Linked DNA regions of Homo sapiens: region 1 is linked to region 2. Evidence: chromatin loops called from intact Hi-C (ENCODE). Cell type or tissue: A673. All regions are shown on one strand. Each heading gives the region's core, and the rest is flanking DNA. Links, peaks and the distances in the headings are about the cores only.

Region 1 (9,668 bases), core at 1,152-9,151, 46 kb before region 2:
CTATTCTTTGCCCCTTAACTCATAACCTAAGGAATTCACTAGTCAGGTTCTCCTGTCCTTGGAGATCCTGTCTCTGGTTGATATAGGCTGCTCTGTGCCTTCTTCATGCTCATCACAAAGCCTCTTGGGCAATCCACATTCATTTTGGTTACTATCTCATGCTTTTGTGGCATTTCCAGAGACTAGACCTGGGAACTTAGACCCCTTTTGCCTAAACATACCACTTTCTTCATTCTGCCTTGATCAGCACCCCCATACCTGGGGTTCCATATGCAGTCTCTCTCAAATATACACCAGAAATAGAGACACAACTGTTTCTGTCCTCAGAGCTCATCAGTTACCTGAGACATTGTATTCATTTTGCAATCACCCAACAGGTTCTTCCTGCCCACTGCACAGACAAAACCAGGTCACTGAGACAGTGGTATTGCAGTAAAGAGCTTAGTTAATGCAAAGCTGGCTACATAGGACATGGAATTATCACTCAAATTAGTCTCCCCAAAGGCTCAGAGGTTAGAGTTTTTCCAAGGATAAGTTGGTGGGCAGGGTGCTAGGAAATGGGTGCTGCTGTCCAGCTGGGGATGAAATCATGGGTGTCCTTCTGTGCTGAGTCTGCCTCTGGGTTGGGTGGCAGCAGGGGCACAGGACTGGATGAATCAAACCATGGGTCTGGGTGGGGTCAGTCAGTTGTCAGAATGTAAAAGTCCAAAAAACGTCTCAAAAGACCAATCTTAGGTTCTACAATAGTGATGTTATCTATAGGAGCAATTAGGGACGTCACAAATCTTTTGACCTAAGGCCACATGACTTCTGAGTCATAAGGAATTTTGGAAACTATGCTTATATTTTAGCCAAATTCAGATCCCTTCCTTAATCCTAATCTGGTGGCCTTTCAGTAGTTTTCTGTCCCTTAACAAGGAGGGAGTTAGTTTTAGGGAGGGACTATTATTATCCTTGCTTTCAAGTTAAACTATAAATTTCTCCTATGGCTAGCTTGGCCTATGCCCAGGAATGAGCAAAGATAGCCAGCCTGTGAGGCTAGAAGCAAGATGAAGTCAGCCATGCTGGATTCCTCTCACTGTCATAATCCTCGCAAAGGCAGTTTCCCTTTCAACCCAGTCAGATAAAAAGACTATTGATCTCCTTCTCAAAAACCTACAGCAGTTACTCACCCTCACTCTTCACCTCTCAAGCCATCCTGTACCATTACAGATGATAAAGAGTTTCTATTGTAGAGGAAAAAATAATAACCCTGTTGACCTAAAAGGAAAAGACTACAGCACAAAATATAATTTAAAGAGTTTACTTGAGCCAAAGTGAGGACAGCTGCCCAAAAGACTCAGATCCAAGTAATCTTGGCTATGAACTCCTCTGTTCATATTTGGCCTCTGTTACAAGCAGGTTTTCAAAGCAGGTTTTCAAAGCCAAAACAAGGGCAAAACAAATAAGGTACAAAGTTGTTTACAGAAATAACATCAATTAATGATTGGCTATACATTGTTATGCTAAAAGGTAGGTGTTATGGTGTGAGACAGGGCATTATTAAGTTAATTTATAGCTACTCATGGCAACAGCAAACAGTTTTGAGAGATGAATACGTAGCTCAAAGGGAGAAGCAGAATATGACTGCTGTCTCATTGTGATGTCTCTCTAGACTTGCATTCCTCTGATAAAAGTTACTTTCTTTTCTCACCCCCATAGGTTCTTAGTTAAAACACAGCCATCTTTAAAAAGACAGATTAACAAGAGAACAATAAACAGAAGTGTATTAACATGTATATTTCATATCTACACGGGTGATACCCACAGCATGAGTAGTTCTCAAAGAGGTGGCTTTGAATTCCAGCCTTTATAGCATCTTCAACAAAATCAGTAAATATTTAGAGAAATGAAAAGACTAAGGAAAATACTTTAAGTCTTTACTGGTGATGTTACCTTCTCTAGTGCTTGTAAGGCTGCAAGGTTGGGCTACATCACTGTGACACCCTAACCCTGCTTCATCTCCAGCAAACAGGATACCTGTAGTCAGAAGTTCCCCCTCTTGACCAGACCAGCAGAAACAGGGGAGATCCAAGATGGCAGCTCATCTGACCTCTGAAGAGCCTCTAACTTCATCATAACCTGATTACCATACAACTGGCACACCTACTGGCAGCCATAAAAGGCAATACCTTACCATTAAAGGAAGGAAAAAGGGCAGCATCCAGATTCCAGGAAATCTCTGCCCATTTCCAGAAAAGACATGAATACTCCTCCCTTTCCTTTTCATGTCCAACACTTACATTAGAGAAACCCTATATTTTAACCCCATCACCCCTCACTAATTGATAAATTGGTTTCAAAGCCATCCTTCTGCTTTTCCAATTCCTGGGCTATTAAATAAACACTTGCCCTAGCTGGGCGTGGTTGCCCATGCCTGTAATCCCAGCACTTTGGGAAGCTAAGGTGGAAGGACTGCTTGAACCCAGGAGTTCGAGACCTGCTTGGGCAACATAGTGAGACCCCCGTCTCTAAAAAAAAAAATAAAAACTTGGTCAAGTGTGGTGGCACACATCTGTGGTTCCAGCTACTGAGGAGGCTGAGGTGAGATGATCCCTTGAGCCCAGGAGGTGAGTCATAATTGTGCCACTGCACTACATCCTGGGCAACAGAGCAAGACCCTGTTGATACAGGAGCTAAAAAGACATTATTTAGAAGATTAGTGAGAGTAAGAGAGTCCTCAGTAAGGCTTCCCTTTTAACAAAAAGCAGCCCCAAAATAATTTCTTTTCTAACAAAGAGCAGCCTGTAAAATTGAGTTGGAGACATAGATAAGCAAGCTGGAAGCTTGCATGGGTGAATGCCTGCAGCTGTGCCAATAGGAAAAGGCTAGGGGGCCAGGCATGTTCAACATGGCAGCTCCATCTTTCCTTTGTTAACCACATGTACAGTAAATGTACTGACAACATGGCGCTAGCCAGGTAGAGAACCTAACTGCATGATAAAAGATTAGGATGGGGCAGCCAGCTTCTTCCTGCACTATGTAAATGGAACACCTGGTCCGACCAATCTTCTGGGCCCTATGTAAATCAGACACTGCCTCCTCAAGCTCATCTATAAACACCCCCCATCCCCCTCATGAATTTCACCACTGAACTGGAAGACCCACTTGGGAGCCCCTCTCTCTCTCTGTAGAAGAGAGTTTTTCTCTTTCTTTTGCCTATTAAACTTCTGGTCTTAAACTCACGCCTTGTGTGTCTATGTCCTTGATTTCCTTGGTGTGAGGCAAAAAGCCTTGGGTATTACCCCAGATGAACCATACTGCTTCAGTGTCTCAGAAAAACAAACAAAAACCAAGCTTGCTCTGCTTGACACTCACTTTTGGCTTTGTGTATTGGTTCTGCAACACCAAACAGGAAACAATCTCAGCTTTTCAGGCTACAGAGTTTATCAGTATCAGTGACAACTTTGGGAGGGTAAATAAATGGCAGATACATGCTAGTTAGTGTTAAATTTAACCAAAAGTTTCCTCCTTGCATATTTTAAGTTCTGCCTAAAGGATTCTCTGTTCATAGTAAACTGAAACCTAACTGGCTGTGGACATAGACTGTAACCTACTCCTCTGCCAATCACCGAGTTTCGGCCAAAGGTAGCCGACTGTTCAAACTGTGTTCAAATGAGGCAAGCTCCAAGCTGTAACCAATCCAGCTGTTTCTGTATCTCACTTCCATTTTCTGTACATCTCACTTCCTTTTTCTGTCCATAAATCTACTACCTGGCTGCACTGGAGTCTCTCTGAGCCTGCTCTGGCTCAGGAGGCTACCTGATTCGCAAATGGTTCTTTGCTCAGTTAAACTCTGTTAAATTTAACTTGTCCAAGATTTTTTTTTTACATTAGGAAAGCTTATTAATTTCAATTCCTCTGATACTATCTCCAGGCCTATAAGGGTCCAAAGCTGTTTTCAATGGTTAATAAAGGTTAAGGAGGTGGTAGAGAGGTAGGTAGGATGACTTTTGTCATTATAAATTGTAGACGCCAAGGCCCTTGGCCTCTTGAAGATTTGCTGAAAAATCAACTTACAAAAGGCAGATTAATAGGAGAAAAGGCACACAAATTTATTTAACGTTAGTTATAGACAGGAGCCTTCAGAATGAAGACCCAGCTTCCCTATGTGGTGCAGAAGCTCATTTACCGTTGAGATTAGAGAAAGAATATGGGCTCAGAGCATGGCCAAGACCAGGTTTTAGTGCCAAAACAGGTTATGGAAGGGAGAAATGAAGAGACTTGGCTAGAAGGCGTGGTCTTGTCTAGAGGAATCCTCACAGACAGCAGCTTTCAGGGAGAATAGAAGTGTGTGTGCGTGTGTGTGTGTGTGTGTGTTTTCCGGACTTTTAAAAGTGTCCAACTCTCAGTTAATCTTTCTAAATCCAGACAAGGGAAGGCTTCATTAATGAAGGTCTCTCCAGATGCAAATTTTCCTCACTAAAGACAGCTTTGCAGGGACACTTCTGTTTGCTGACCCTCTGACAGCCATCTCAAAATAGGACAAATAAATATATTTAGGAGTGAAATATTTTTATTTCCTTCAAAATCTATGTTCTGCTTTAGGCAAATAGAGGCAGGGCTGAGAACTTCCCTGCATCTACTTCTTAATTGTCTTCAGCTCAACAATTCTTTCTATTTTGGGGAGGCACATGCTGGTCTCCCACATTATCATCCTCTGTATGGCAAAAAACCTAGTCTTAAATAATCATGTACTTCTCCACTGGCACAAGATATTTTCTGAGTCCTCTAGACCTGGCTTTAACCACTCCTACCCTCATTTTTATAAGGAAAAGTAAAGAGAAAATAAAAAGGCTAGTAAAATGGAAATCTGCATACCCTCCACCTAGATTCTCCACCTGTCAACATTTTATATTTTACTTTAGCATTCTCTTTCTCTCTGCACACAAATACTTTCCCTCTCTCTCTCTTTAAAAAATAAATGGGTAGTTTTAGTGTAATCACTCAACAACGTCTCCCTGCCCATTGCACAGACAAAATCAATTCACTGAGACTGCAGCACAGCAGTAAGGAAAGAGTTTAACTGACACAAGGCTAGCCATGTGGGAGATGAAGTAATTACTAAAATCAGTCTCCCCATAAGTTTGGAGGTTAGGGTTTTACAAGGACAGTTTGGTGGGCAGGGGGCTAGGGAATGGGGGATGTTCATTGATTGGGGATGAAATCACAGGGGTCTGGAAAACAGTTCTCATGCTCTCAGCCCACCTGTGGGGGCCACAGGACTGGTTGAGTCATGAATTGAGGGTCTGTGTGGAGTCAGAAATGCAAAAGTCTAAAAAACATCTCAAAAAGCTAATGTTAGGTTTCACAATAGTGATGTTATCTAGGGGAATCATTGGGGAAATTGCAAGTCTTGTTACCTCCAGAACAAGGGCTGGTAATCATTTAACTACGCCTACATCTCAGCAGAATTCAGGCCCCTCTCATAATCACAACCTTGCGAACTTAGTTTTATAGAGGTGGTTTAGTTTGGGGAAGGGCTATTATCATCCTTGCTTTAAAGTTAAACCATAAACCTAATTCCTGCCAAACCTAGCTTGGCTTATGCCCAGGAATGACCAAGGACAACTTGGAGGTTAGAATCAAGATGGAGTAACTATGTCAGATTTCTCTTACTGTCAAAATTTTGCAAAGGCGTTTTCACTTCTGGCACCCAAATCTGCAAATGAGGGGAGTTGGGCTGACTAGCATATCTCTAAGGACCCTGGGATTCAAAATTATATGTGGATGGGTGCTTTCTGTGTATATGCCCTTATTGTTCCTTAAAAAAAATAATGGTGTTGCAAACTCACATCTCACCATACATTCCCGGGAAAATCAGCCAAATCCAGAATAAATGTGCATGATCCTTGCCAGCTGAAAAAGGATTAAAAAGAGAGAAAACACCTGGCACAGGCCCTTGAAATACTTTTGCTCAAGTCTATTAAACAAGGCACAAATAACACTTGAGATTGCGATAATCTAATAATCTTTTTGTGAACACTATAGCTAAAGATAGATATGAGCAGGGGCTTCATCAAGAAAGGAGGGCAAGGCTGGGCGTGGTGACTCATGCCTGTAATTCTAGCATTTTGGGAGGCTGAGATGGGTGGATCACCTGAGGTCAGGGGTTTGAGGCCAGCCTCGCCAACATGGTGAAACCCTGACTCTATAAAAATGCAAAAATTAGCCAGGCATGGTGGCAGGTGCCTGTTATCCCACCTACTTGGAAGCCTGAGGGAGGTGAATCACTTGAACCCAGGAGGTGGAGGTTGCAGTGGGCACTATTGCACTCTAGCCTGAGTGACAGAGTGAGACTCCATCTCAAAAAAAAAAAAAAAAAAAAAAAAGAGAAACAAAAGAAAGGAGGACAATGCACTCATATTCTCAGACCGCTTCATTATAGAGTTCTTATTACCAGCATAACATTGCCTGCCACTGACTCAGAGTCACACGTCTCTGCTCCACAAAGAAAGAAGCTGTCCTTGCCGTGGGTGACAGCCATTGAGAACTACAGACTTCTCTCCTGCTTGAGAGAAATGCGGCACAGGAAACAGCAAGAATAATTCTGATCAGTGGTTGTCAGGCAGTTTTGTAACTTACAAAGTATTTTCCCTTGTAGAGTTTGGTTCATCTAAGATCATGGAAACAGGAAGTGGCAAACTCCACAGTAGCCACAGACAGGAGCTATGACCAGGGCCTCATATGATGCTCACAGCAGTAAGGCTTGGCTCTATATACCAACACAGGTATATAATAAAAGGAAATTAAAATATTTTATCCTAGGCCAGGCGTGGTGGCTCATGCCTGTAATCCTAGCACTTTGGGAGGGCAAGCTGGGCAGATCACTTGAGGTCAGGGGTTCAACACAAGCCTGGCCAATATGGTAAAACCCCATCTCTACCAACAATACAAAAATTAGCTGGGCATGACGGTGCATGCCTGTAATCCCAGCTACTAGGGAGGCTGAAGCACGAGAATCACTTGAACCCGGGAGGCGTAGGTTGCAGTGAGCCGAGACTGCGCCACTGCACTCCAGCCTGGGCGACAGAGCAAGACGCTGTCTCAAAATAAATAAATAAATAAAATAAATAAAAAAAAATATTTTATCCCAAAACCTATTTCTGTGACGTATTTTAAAAGGGCTATCACTTGGCCTATCACTTCTGACAGAAGTGGATTTGCAAAGCTGCCTTAAGTGGGGAAAATTTGCATCTATAGAGAACCTTCATTACTGTAACCACGCCCCCTCCCCTTTCTATACCTTCCCCGCTCCAGGAAAGATTGAGAGTCTGACACCTTTTAAAGTCTTAAAATAAACATTTACCATCTATTTTCTTTGGGGAAGGTTTCATCTATGTAACAAGGCCATCTTTGCTAGCCAAGCTTCTTCCTTTCTGTCTCTCTTCACATGTCTTGCCACTAAACCTGACTGACCTGTTTCTGGCCATGCTCTGAGTCTGCATTCTTTACTGTGGCCTCAGTATGGCATATAAGTTTCTGTTACTCACTGGGAAGTTGGCCTTTTCATTTTGAAGCCTCCTGTGTATATACATGTCTTACTCTATTCTTGCATTGCTATAAATACTGGAGACATGGTAATTTATAAAAAAAAGAGGTTTAATTGGCTCATGGTTGTGCAGACTGTACAGGAAGCAGGATGTTGGTATCTGCTCAACTTCTGCTCAGGAAACTTAGAATCACCGTGGAAGGCAAAGGGAGCAGCAGGCACTTCACATGGCCAGAGCAGCAGCAAGAAAGCAAGTGAGGAGGTGCCACACACTTTTAAACGATCAGATCTCATGAGAACACACTCTCTATTGCGAGGACAGTACCAAGAGGGATAGTACTAAACCACTCATGAGAAAACTGCCCCCATGATCCAATCACTTCCCACCAGGCCTCACCTCCAACACTGGGGATTACATTTCAATGAGATTTGGGTAACGACACACATCCAAACTATATCAACATGTTAAATAAATTTGTATACCTTTTCTCCTATTAATCAATCCGCTTTATGTCAGTGATTTTCAGCGAGCCTTTAGGAGGCCAAGAGCCTATGGCCCCCACAATACCACTACAGTACATACAGGCACTATATACCAGGAATTATAAATTTACACGTGTCTTCCTACATGATTGCATTTGATGCTTACATTCCTATTACTTGCAACAAAGTATCTCACCTAATAAAATAATGGAAAAGGTCTATTCCCTTGCCCTAACTACTTTTCTCACACACACGCAAAATAACAGTCCTGGCGGGGCACTGTGGCTCGGGCCTATAATCTCAGCATTTTAGGAGACCGAGGCAGGCGTATCACTTAAGGTCAGGAGTTCGAGACCAGCCTGGCCAATATGGTGAAAACCTGTCTCTACTAAAAATACAAAAATTAGCCAGGCGTGGTGGCGCATGCCCATAATCCCAGCTACTTGGGCGGCTGAGGCAGGAGAACTGCTTGAACCTGAGAGACGGAGGCTGCAGAGAGCCAAGATCATGCCACTGTACTCTAGCCTGGGCAACAGAGTGAGACTCTGTCTCAAAAAACAAAACAAAAACAACAACAACAAAACAGTTCTGCTGGACAAATGGAGTTTGTATTATTTATCATATTATGTATTGGAGAATCTCCACACGGTATGAACCCTCTTAGGTAGATAAGCAGGGCAAGAATTATTATCTCTATTTTGTAACGAGAAAATATTACTCTGAAAAAAATAAAAAGAATTTAACCTGTAATCTTTGCATTACACTCTATACATGCTGCTATGTCTCTATACATGCTGCTAGTATTAGGGAAGTTTAACCTCAAAAAGTTTCCCAGAGTTAGGTAAAACGGTCATAAATTTGATGTGGAAAAATAATTGCTTCAGTATAGTCAAGGAAGACAACTAGGAAATATAAAATAATGGGGAAAAGGTGTGGCTCTGAAATCAAATTAAAAATATTTGTATGATAATCAATAAACATACTAGTGGAACTGAACAGATAATCTAGAAATAGATCCTAGTTTATGTGAGAATATATCATAAAATTAATAGTTCAGTTCGATGGGGGAAATCATGGATTTTTGAATAACTAGTACCTGCACAATTGGCTATTAATATGGAAGAAAATTAAACTCTGTAACGTATACCTTCATACACACACTAACATCCAATTTTAGAAGATTAAATACCTAAATGTCAATACTTGTTGACTAAATAATGACAAATTGAAATAAAAACTCACACACAAAAAATCAGAATGACTACATGTATAACAGAGATAGGGAAGGCTTTCCCAATCAAAATTTAAATCTAAAAACTCTAAGAGGGAAGATGAGCTTTTTATGATAAAAGATAATATATCATAAACAAATGATATATTGGGAAAAATATATTTATAATGCTCATCAGGTAAAAGATAAGTATCTCAAATAAACAAAAAAACCTACACTTTTTAAAGAAAAGGACAACTCAAGAGAAAAATAGGAAAAGGATACAAATAAACAGTTCACAGATAAACACCTCCAAATTGCCAGCAAAACATATGAGAAAATGCTCAAAGTCAAGGACACGTAATACCTTGTCAAGGACAAGATATCCTTTTATATCTATCAGACTGAAAAAAATTGAAGAGAGCTATAATATTCATTGCTGGC
Region 2 (9,668 bases), core at 1,118-9,117:
CCCCGGTACTCATTAAATTCCACTTTACTGTGCCCACGACTCCCCCTGGCTCTTCTTTTCCACATCCTGCCTTCCTTTGACAGGATGAAAGTCCTCTCAAGTCCCACCTTCTCCAGGAAGCCTTCTCAGACTATGCTCACTGAAGATGTCTTCTCCCCTGAATCAACTCATTCAACTACACTTTATATATCTGGTTGGTCCCACCATATATGATTGGTAAACCTTCCACATTAATTGCCTCACACTGATATGCTTACTACTCAGTGTAACAGAGGAGACAGCTGAGATTTTTAAAAAAGACCATTTAAAAAAACAATTTATATAAATAGATTCGTATACAAAGAAGAAACACATATACAGAGTACCCCAATTACCAGTATGGTGGACCCTACCCCTTCTTTTCTGCATTGGGAAACAGAACAGAGAACAGAAAAAATCATTCCATCTTGCTCTTAACTCTTTCCACCTATGTGCTCAGTTTTTCAAGTAGAATTTCTATTCCTTTGCTGGTGCTTTTGGTTTTTTCCAATGTAGGAATCAAGCTTTTCAGTGCAGCTTTGACTTTGTTTGCAACTTCCAGGTCACAACTCTGGAGGAGGCTGAAGAGAGGAAAAAAATTAAATTTCATAAGCATTCCTAGATCATCTCCAATACTACCTGTACCAACAGTAAAAAAGACTTTGTTAACTGTGACACAAGCCTTGTAACTATATACACATTATTTTTCATTCAAAGGATGAATGATGAGACCAGTAGCCCATATTATAACACCACGGAAAAAAACGTTTTAGAATCTTGCTGGTGGAGTCACCCAAGCAAAGACATTTGTAGGACCAACATCATTCCATACAGAGTTGGTTCTACCTTCACATTATCTTAGGACTTACTTACATCCTGTCTTAAAATGATTCTACATGTATTCTATCTTCCCTTCCCCATCTCAGGACTATAAGCTCAAGAGCAGGGACCGTATTTTATTTATTTCATGATGCTACATTTACAGAGCAGACAGCCAAAATATGCCCACCACGTGGCTGAATGAAAAGGTGTGAACAGAGGCACAGAGAGGTCAGAGTTAGCAGGTCTTCTCACTGAACTCCACAGCACTAACATTGAGTGAAAGGGCGAAGGGCTTCACTGTGGAGCTTCACTGCTTGGGTGGGAAACCTGCCTCTACCACTCAGTAACTGTACAACCAAGAGCATGCTATGTAAACTCTCTTAAGACTCAGTTTCCCGAATTGTAGAATGGGATTCACAACAGAGTCCACCTTCCACCTCACAGAGTGGTTTTCTGAGGCTCAAATGGCCTTGTATCTAAAGCACCCAGCCAGAGCCTGACACTTAGTAAGCACTTAATAAATGTTAGCCATTCTACAAAATAAGCCCGGCCTCTGCGTTCTGAAACCCTGCCCGAGTACTCTATCAGAAGTGAAAGGAGCCATAGAGGCTGGTAACAGCAGGCCCATTTCTCTGTGGATAGGACCTACAGCTCTGACCGCAGAGTACCAGTCCTGAATTTCCTGTTCTCTTCTTTTTCGGGACCCTTTGTAAATACGGACCTCTGAAACACATTTTAGAAATGAGGTACTTGGTATTTTCCAAAGTCCCTGGTCCCAGTAACTTCCAATATGTCAACAAAGAGGAGGATAAATTATCAGCACCAAGCAATATTCTACTGCTTATGGGAGATAAGAAACAATTCAGCTTGCCACCTACGATGCTAAAAAGTAAAGTTCCCTCGTAATGAATTTGTGACTCACTAGGTGTTTTTATTTCATACATCTTGGCTAAACACACAGTTATACAACACATAATAGTAAGTTATTGCTTACTGAGCATATGCCACATATTAGACATAATGCTAGGCATTTTATATGCATCATCCAATCTAGTTTTCATAACGACCATAGGGTTATCATTAATCTCATTTTTTTTACCACCAAGAAAATTAAGGCCCAGAAAAGCTGAATAATTTTCCCAAGGCTATGCACTAAGCTAGAACCCAGGCAGTCTGTCAAGTGCCAATGCTCCCAAATGTTAGAGAATTCTGCTTCTCTGAGTTACTTTTCAGCCAACATACAAGGCTGATTTTCTTTTCACCCAAAATTTACAAAAACAATTTTTTTGTATTATTGTTATATATAGCTCAACTTCCATTTAGAACTTCAAATATTTCCTCTGCTCCTGTTCCAATTCTGAGTAGTGCTCCATAATAAACCTATAGTATCCTTCCTATGTTTGAAATCCACCTAATGGGAGTTCTGATTGATGAACAACCTTTATAAATTAATTTCATGGCATTGCTGAAATTTCCAGTTAATTGAGTGTAATGAAAGAATGTGTCAGTAGGTGTTAACACTCCAAATGCCTGGTAAAAAAATTTGTAATGAAAAAGTTCATGTATCAGCTAACGAATTCTGACTGTTTAACATCAACTGGAAAATTAACTAATTTTAAGCAGAAATGAACAAAATGATCTGTAACACTTATATATTTGGAGACACTGACATACCTGAAGCTATGAATGCTCCTGTGTGAGTATTATGTGTACCAGATCACGTATATGTTGAAGAAACACTTAAAATAACATTTACAAACAACATAGATTAAGTTGCATAGCATGTTGCAAGTAAAGTATCTTGAGAAATTCAAACTAGGGTTGGTATCTGTTTTCCCAAACCTTAATAACACAGCAGGGGAAAAATCAACAGTAATTGCTTCAAAGCAACATACAAATCTTTTTTTAAATGAATGCTCTTAACAGAAGGTTTTCATCTGCACAGAGAATGTATGGAAAATTTCAATGATTTGTGGATTGATTATAAACTCAACTAAGTTCAGAGAATAATACAAAAGAGGCCATAGCTCATCACTGTTTTTTTCTCATTTTAAGTCAGATATCAACAAATAGCACACACACTTCAGTAGCAAATGCTCTTCCAATCCTTTTACAATCTTTTAAAACAATGAAGGAAATTACATGTAGAATTAGGCATGATTTAAAAGTCAACATTGTCACAGTTTTCACAGGGATGTAAGTTATTCATTAAAAAAAATACAGGCTGGGCACAGTGGCTCATGCCTGTAATCCCAGCACTTTGGGAGCCCGAGGTGGGCAGATCACGAGGTCAGGAGATCGAGACCATCCTGGCTAACACGGTGAAACCAGGTCTCTACTAAAAATAAAAAAAATTAGCTGGGCGTGGTGGCGGGCACCTGCCGTTCCAGCTACTCAGGAGGCTGAGGCAGGAGAATGGCATGAACCCAGGAGGCAGAGCTTGCAGTGAGCTGAGATCGCACCACTGCACTCCAGCCTGGGCGACAGTGTGAGACTCCATCTCAAAAAAAAAAAATTATGTTTTGGTCAAAACCATAAATGTGGTGAAGCCACCTGATACCTTGTGAATGTTATAATTTGTCAAAAAGATGGTAGTTTAAAAATCCTAAGGGCCAAGCACAATGGCTATGCCTGTAATCCCAGCACTTTCGGAGGTCAAGATGGGAGGACTACTTGAGCCTAAGAGTCTGAGATCAGCCTGGCCAACACAGGGAGACCCCCATCTCTACAAAAAATAAAAAAATAAAAATTAGTTGGGTGTGGTGGCATGCGTCTGTAGTCTCAGCTACACAGGAGGCTGAGATGGGAGGAAAACTTGAGCCCAGGAGGTTGAGGCTGCAGTGAGCTGAGATCGTGACACTGCACTCCAGCCTGGGTGACAGTGAGACTCCATCTCAAAAAAAAAAAAAAAAAAAAAAAAGATTCCTAAGGACTGACTGAAAGAGTTACATTTGCTTTCTAATATTTGGTATGTTTGTCTAGACCATGAGTGACTGGGAGTAATATTAGACTACTGAGAACAAATATTAGAACTGAGAAATCAACGTGAAGGAAGTGTGTCTTTTGCATGACCAGGCCCTGCTCAGAGAAGGGCACATGTTATACATACCTAGAAAGAATAATGGCACCTCGATTTACACTAGCCCAGGACTTCAGGTTCTTCATACCAACATGCTCTACAAGTGTTTTTGCAAAACAACCTGTAAAATATACTGAAGCTTAGTGAACATCACATAATAAGATATATACTCCCTACCCCCTTCTCTACTGCCCTTAAATCTGCAAATATTTTTAAACAAAAAAGCTAACAAAAGTAGCTTTCACCCAATCTCCCTTTTAACACAAAAAATTCCAGTGCAGGTTTATCTAATGCATTTCTAAAAGAGCCATTTCTTTTAACTCTGATCCAAAACCTAAGCTATGTTTAGCAGTAATTACTCAAGATAAACTATGAATTCTAATAAAACACTCACTTGGTTATGTCTGCACTTCTTTGTATTATTTAATGATTTAACTTTGACCTGAAAGCTATTCAGGAAATAAATGTTTCACAGTAGCACCTCATGCTTGGTTGAAATCAAGTTCTTCCTCATGGAGAAATGCTCACTCACAAGGTGCCATGAACATAACACAGTGTTCACGTGTTCAACAGTGGTTGATAAATGACTGTTCTAGCTTAAACTTGGCATTTCTCTTTACAACGCTTACATACTCACAAATCAAAAATACCATTTTTCTCCCGTTATTCTAGTATTTGATTCCCAAGGTCGTGGTATTATCTTTTTCACTTTGCAATTAATGCTTGGACAAAGGAGAAATTCTGATAGCTAAGATTTAGTGCAGATGGAGGTAGGGACAACCTATCTTGAAGGCAAACATCATAGTCAGGTAGCATGTACTATATAATTCATTCAAAGATACCTGAATGTAAGGACTCTTTAAAAGCCAAGAGGCCTATGGCTATTCAGCCTTTCATGGTACCTGCTAAAGAGGGACAGAGTTCAGCTAGTGAGGCAAATTGTTTTCCAAAGCTGACCACAATAATATCTCCTGTCCTGTGTGCTCTTCTAGAATGCAGCCACTCCCCCATCTATAGGGGGAATCCATGTCTTCTTTTGAATCACAGTGGGCCTCTGTGATTGACTTGACCAAGACAGTATGATGAAAGTGGCATTAAATGACTGCTAAGGATAAATCATGGAAGTGCCACGCATTTACTTTGTCCTCTTGGGATGCTCACTCTTAAAAAAGCAACCACCATCTCGTGAAGGAGCCCAAGCAGCCTAGAAAGGGAAACTGAGGCTGTTGGTCCCCAGCCAACAGTCAGTACTCACTTGCCAGCCATGTGAGTGAGCTAAGCGAAAAGTGGACACTCCAACCACAAACCGAGCAGCCCTAGATGACTCTGACTCTGAGCATAGAGGGGCAGGCTCCACCAGACCCTGATCAAGTCATTGTTTTGAAAACTACTAAGTTTTAAGGTGGCTACTATCCAGTAAAAGAGAATCAAAACAGCTAGACGTGCAGGAGGACAAACTCATTTGGTGCTGAATACGACAAGACAAACACATCAGACCCAAACTGGCAGATTTTAGGGTTCTCAGCACATTTTAATTAAGAGGGAGAAAAACCACTGGACATTAAGCCAGACTACTTTTCTGGCATAAACTCAACTATACATCAACTTTTTAATAATGAAAAAGATTATTCCATATGTTATTTTTTTCTTTAATATTTATCACAAGGCTTCTCTTTTACAAAAAAATTTAGTGAAAAATAGCCCCAGGTCCCCATTCTTAAAGGTAAGGTGAGAAGTGACAGCTCTACTGCTATACTGATTGCCACACTAGCCATCAGAGCTGCCACTTGCCGCAAGACATGAATTCATGATCTGTCACTTTTTTCCAGACATTGTAATGAAAAGCCCAAACTGTTTTAACTCAGTAGGGGAAAAAAATCTCTCCAGTGGTTTAAATACCAGATGGAATTTGGATTTTGTAAGTGAAGGTCTGGTTGGAGATAGGACTGAGAGGGGAATGGCATGCAAATGCTAATGCTGTCCTTCTCTAGAGAGCTGAGTTTCTACAGAGCAGCTGTAAGGCTTACAAAAAACCAGAAAGCGCCAAAGACTGGCTTACTCTTTGGTCACATGTATTTCAATGCCAAATAAACAGGCACTAGTCCAAAACTCTCTTACGAGGATAATCTTCTTCTGCTTATTCTTTCTTCAAACATAGAGATAAATGTCATGCCTTTCTACTGAGGTAATGATACTCAACAATTGGGGCCCCCTACCCCCTCTCACCATCCTCATTAGAATGGCATTTTAAGGCATTGACCAAGCCAGGTTAGAAGCCTGCAGCAGCACAGGAAGGAAAACAGAGAGAGTGAGGGGGCGGTGGGGGGGGCTGGCGGGGGGGGTTTGGAAAAAAGAAAATTAAAAGAGTTCTCAGGCACAAATATTTCTAGGGGAAAAAGCATTACCAGCAACCACTGAATCATTTCTTATTCACAGACACCATTTCTAGACACTTGGCAAACTTCATTTGAGCTTAAATGGCTGGTATAAAGTTCAGGGATGCCAGGAATTACTGGAATTCCACATGAGATACAAGAAAAGGTCAAATTTCATAGCCTACCTTCTCTCCCATTTTCTTTCATCTTTTTATCTTGCTCTATTAACCACTTCAGAACTAGATGTCCTGCAGGATGTTCTGCAATGTGAAGCTATGAAGGGTCAAGAACAGTTAATTTTAAAAGTTGTTTTCATTCATACAAATACATTTGAATGAATACATACTATTTATGCCACCACATACAGATAAGGACTCAGCCACTTTTAAAGTTCCACAGGCTTAAGAGGTCTTTATCTAGGACAACCATCATACTTGGGGGGACCACAGATCTATTCTGATCCCCAGACTGAAAGACAGTTATGCCAGATAACACAGCCACGGCACAGCGCTTCAGTCTCCGCTTCATTTAATCTGCTCTGAACAGTAGCAGCACAAGGCTCATCTTAATGCTAATCACGTCTTGGATTGAAATATGTCATTCTCAGACACAAATAAACCTACAGGACAGAACACTATAGCACAAACATCAAAACCCAATGCTGCATGCTGTTTAAGTACACATGACCACCGAAGGGGATTATCTGATGAGCGAATCAAGAAAGCATCTTTTCAGCTCAACCTTACTCCTCTTCAAGAGCAATACCAAGCGTTCCCAGTTATTTGGGCTACTCCTTAGCAAGTATGGGAGGCAACCGGCTCAGTCTCCTTATAGAGAAACTTTCAAGGTACATTCATCTTTCCCATTTGTTAATATGGTCAGGAGCCAGGGCTTCTCTAAGATCCATGGCCCACTTCTCTTCCCCAATCGCAGGTGTCAGAAGCACCTTGGGCACTCAATACTTGGCAATGATTTCATTCATAAGCAAATTCACATCTGTAAAACATTCCCAAGTACCAGGCTTTGACCCAGATGGTTAGAGAAAATTAAAGATGAATGTAATTGCTGCTGTGAGAGGTTCTTGGTTGTTTATTCAACAGGTATCTCCCTCCCCAGCTTTCTTACTGACACCCCACATCGTCCAAAAACGAAGTTTTTGTGGCCTTTGCAGCTTTCCTGCCTGTGCTTTAATGGCACATTACCTCTCCGTCCTTGCCACCAGGATGCAGTCCTGTTGCTGCCAAGCTGGCGATGGCATTCATGGTAGGCTGAACGTCTCCAGTGGCAGATCCCAGAATGTCAGACACCAACACACACGCAGACTTATCTAGCACCACTTCTTGGGCGTGTTCTTGCAGGTAGCTTAACAAAGCTGGAGAAATGGATTCTAGGAGCTCCCGTCTGCGGACCTCTGTATCTTTCTTACTGTTGAGTATGTTGAACGGGGTATTAAGGTAAGATAAATCGCAAAGGAAATGTGGTGATATTATCACAAAAACCTCTAAGAGCTTATCACAGACTGTATCGCACTCTATTATTATTGTCTATCTTTCTGTTAAGCATGTAGACAATAAGTGATACGAGTATGTGTTCTGTTTTTAAAAATGTTTGTGTCCCACGATCTGAATAGTGCCTGGCACAGAACAAGGGCTCAATAAAGGGAGTCTGACTTGTGTAATACCAAAAAAAAAAAAAAAAAAATCCAAAAACCAAATAACATACCCAGAAAACAACACATTTACACTGCTGTATGGACACCATACTCTAGGGTACTCAAATATGTGGTATCGGTAGCTTTGAAAATAAAGCAAAATAAAAGCCAAACCACGCACTTGAATGCCTACTATGTGCCAGGTGCTCAGGTGTTCTTTTGGCACGACACTTTTATTTCCTTGTCAAGATAAAAACTTTAGAATCTGTCAAAAATATAGGCTTGAAAATGGAATTCACCTTTTCAGCAGTTTTAGAGAGGGTATGGATGGGTAAGTGGACTTCTGGAAGAATGCACTACTCAACATTAACAGAGGAATAAAGAAGTCAAGCCATTCTACTTGGTTTTACCTGTGTGCATTTCCATCTCCTTTTTGCAGAACTTCAATGATTTCTCGTACTGTATGTGCAGGATCTCTGGGGCTTAGTAAGTACAATAGGACCTTCCTTCCATATTTGTCATTTACTATGCTAGGCAATGAACTGATAATTTCCTATAAAATTATAAACAAAAAAAAAGAATCAATATCTGCATTCTCAAAACAAAGTACCACAGGACCTTTCTTCCATATTTGCCATTTACTATGCTAAGCAAGGAACTGATAATTTCCTATAAAATTATAGTATATGTGCTGCCAAAGTGAGCACAATGTCCTATAAAATTATAAACAACAACAAAAAAATGAATTGATATCTACATTCTTAAAATAAAGTATGCCTAGAATTTCAATGGTGAAGAATACATACTTAACTACTATTTTTCCCAGCGTACTTCATGGAAAATGTGGAGCTAGTTCTGAAATTGTGTCATTAAAGCACACAGAGATTTACATTTAGAACACAGAATCAATTCTCTTTTGTGACTAGCATTACTGAACAACTCATTTGTATTAACTGACCAAGCCCAAGGACTTAAAAAATATTTAAAGGTGTTATCTTCATTCATTATGGCCAGTATTTCTTGGGCCACTATTACTAGGGACATCACTTGCTGAGGTCACTGAGTAGAGGCAGTTAACTTGCAGCTGCATTTAAATGTAGCACCGGCATGAATGAAGAACACTTCTATTAGAATTTCCCTGCTGAGATGTATGTGAAAGGAGATAAAGAAACTCTGTTAAATCGAACAAGTGGATAAAGGCTTTTAAAGTTAGGTTGCTTATTCATGGCAAATGAAGGCTGTTTAGCTACCGCAATGAAAAACAAAAACAGAAGAGGAGGGGAAACCAAATCCAGAAAGCCTCGACTAAGCAGTTACAAATTACACTATATGACATTTCCAATCAACATACCCAAGAACAGTAACCTCCTTTTCTAGTTGTTCGAATTTAAGGGACAAAAGCAACGTCATCCCCACCCTAACTAAACTCCTGTGTAAATCTGCTGTTTTCAAAGATAGAAAAGTCACTTGAAAATTTTTAAAAATTCCTTTATTCTTAATAGAGAAGATGCAACAGAAGAGTCATCAATTTATTTCCCCACCTCTAACACTCCTATTTCTTGTAACAAACTTTATAAATATTCAATGCATGTTTGAGCACCCCATATTCTTCAGAACTGGCTGGGCCTCGGAAAGAGTTCTGTCCAACTGGCCAGGTTTACAGATGAGGCATCCAGAAAGAGGAAAGGATCTGCCAGGGGACTCACAGTGGCAGTGTCCTGGT

Evidence for each region. Peaks named below come from ENCODE experiments on the same cell type or tissue, not always from the same donor. Only the 100,000 strongest peaks of a DNase experiment are listed, where the experiment ranks them.
Region 1: it touches region 2 in a loop (5-fold over the local background); 3 of 110 quality-filtered maps call a loop at or near these places.

The regions. Positions count from the first base shown.
Region 1 is chr9:2,757,967-2,767,634 of GRCh38, forward strand. No RefSeq gene overlaps it. Among named protein-coding and RNA genes, the nearest start is that of KCNV2, 45 kb to the left of the region's middle. In A673, for the core only: no CTCF peak of the experiment used is centred there; no DNase peak of the experiment used is centred there.
Region 2 is chr9:2,803,865-2,813,532 of GRCh38, forward strand. It overlaps PUM3 (pumilio RNA binding family member 3), which reads right to left. Exons shown (of 18, transcript NM_014878.5): 14 at 8,356-8,498; 15 at 7,497-7,719; 16 at 6,480-6,567; 17 at 3,950-4,040; 18 at 288-599. The coding sequence ends at 467. Among named protein-coding and RNA genes, the nearest start is that of PUM3, 35 kb to the right of the region's middle. RefSeq lists enhancers at 4,624-5,499, 7,251-8,124. In A673, for the core only: no CTCF peak of the experiment used is centred there; a DNase peak (open chromatin) is centred at 6,037.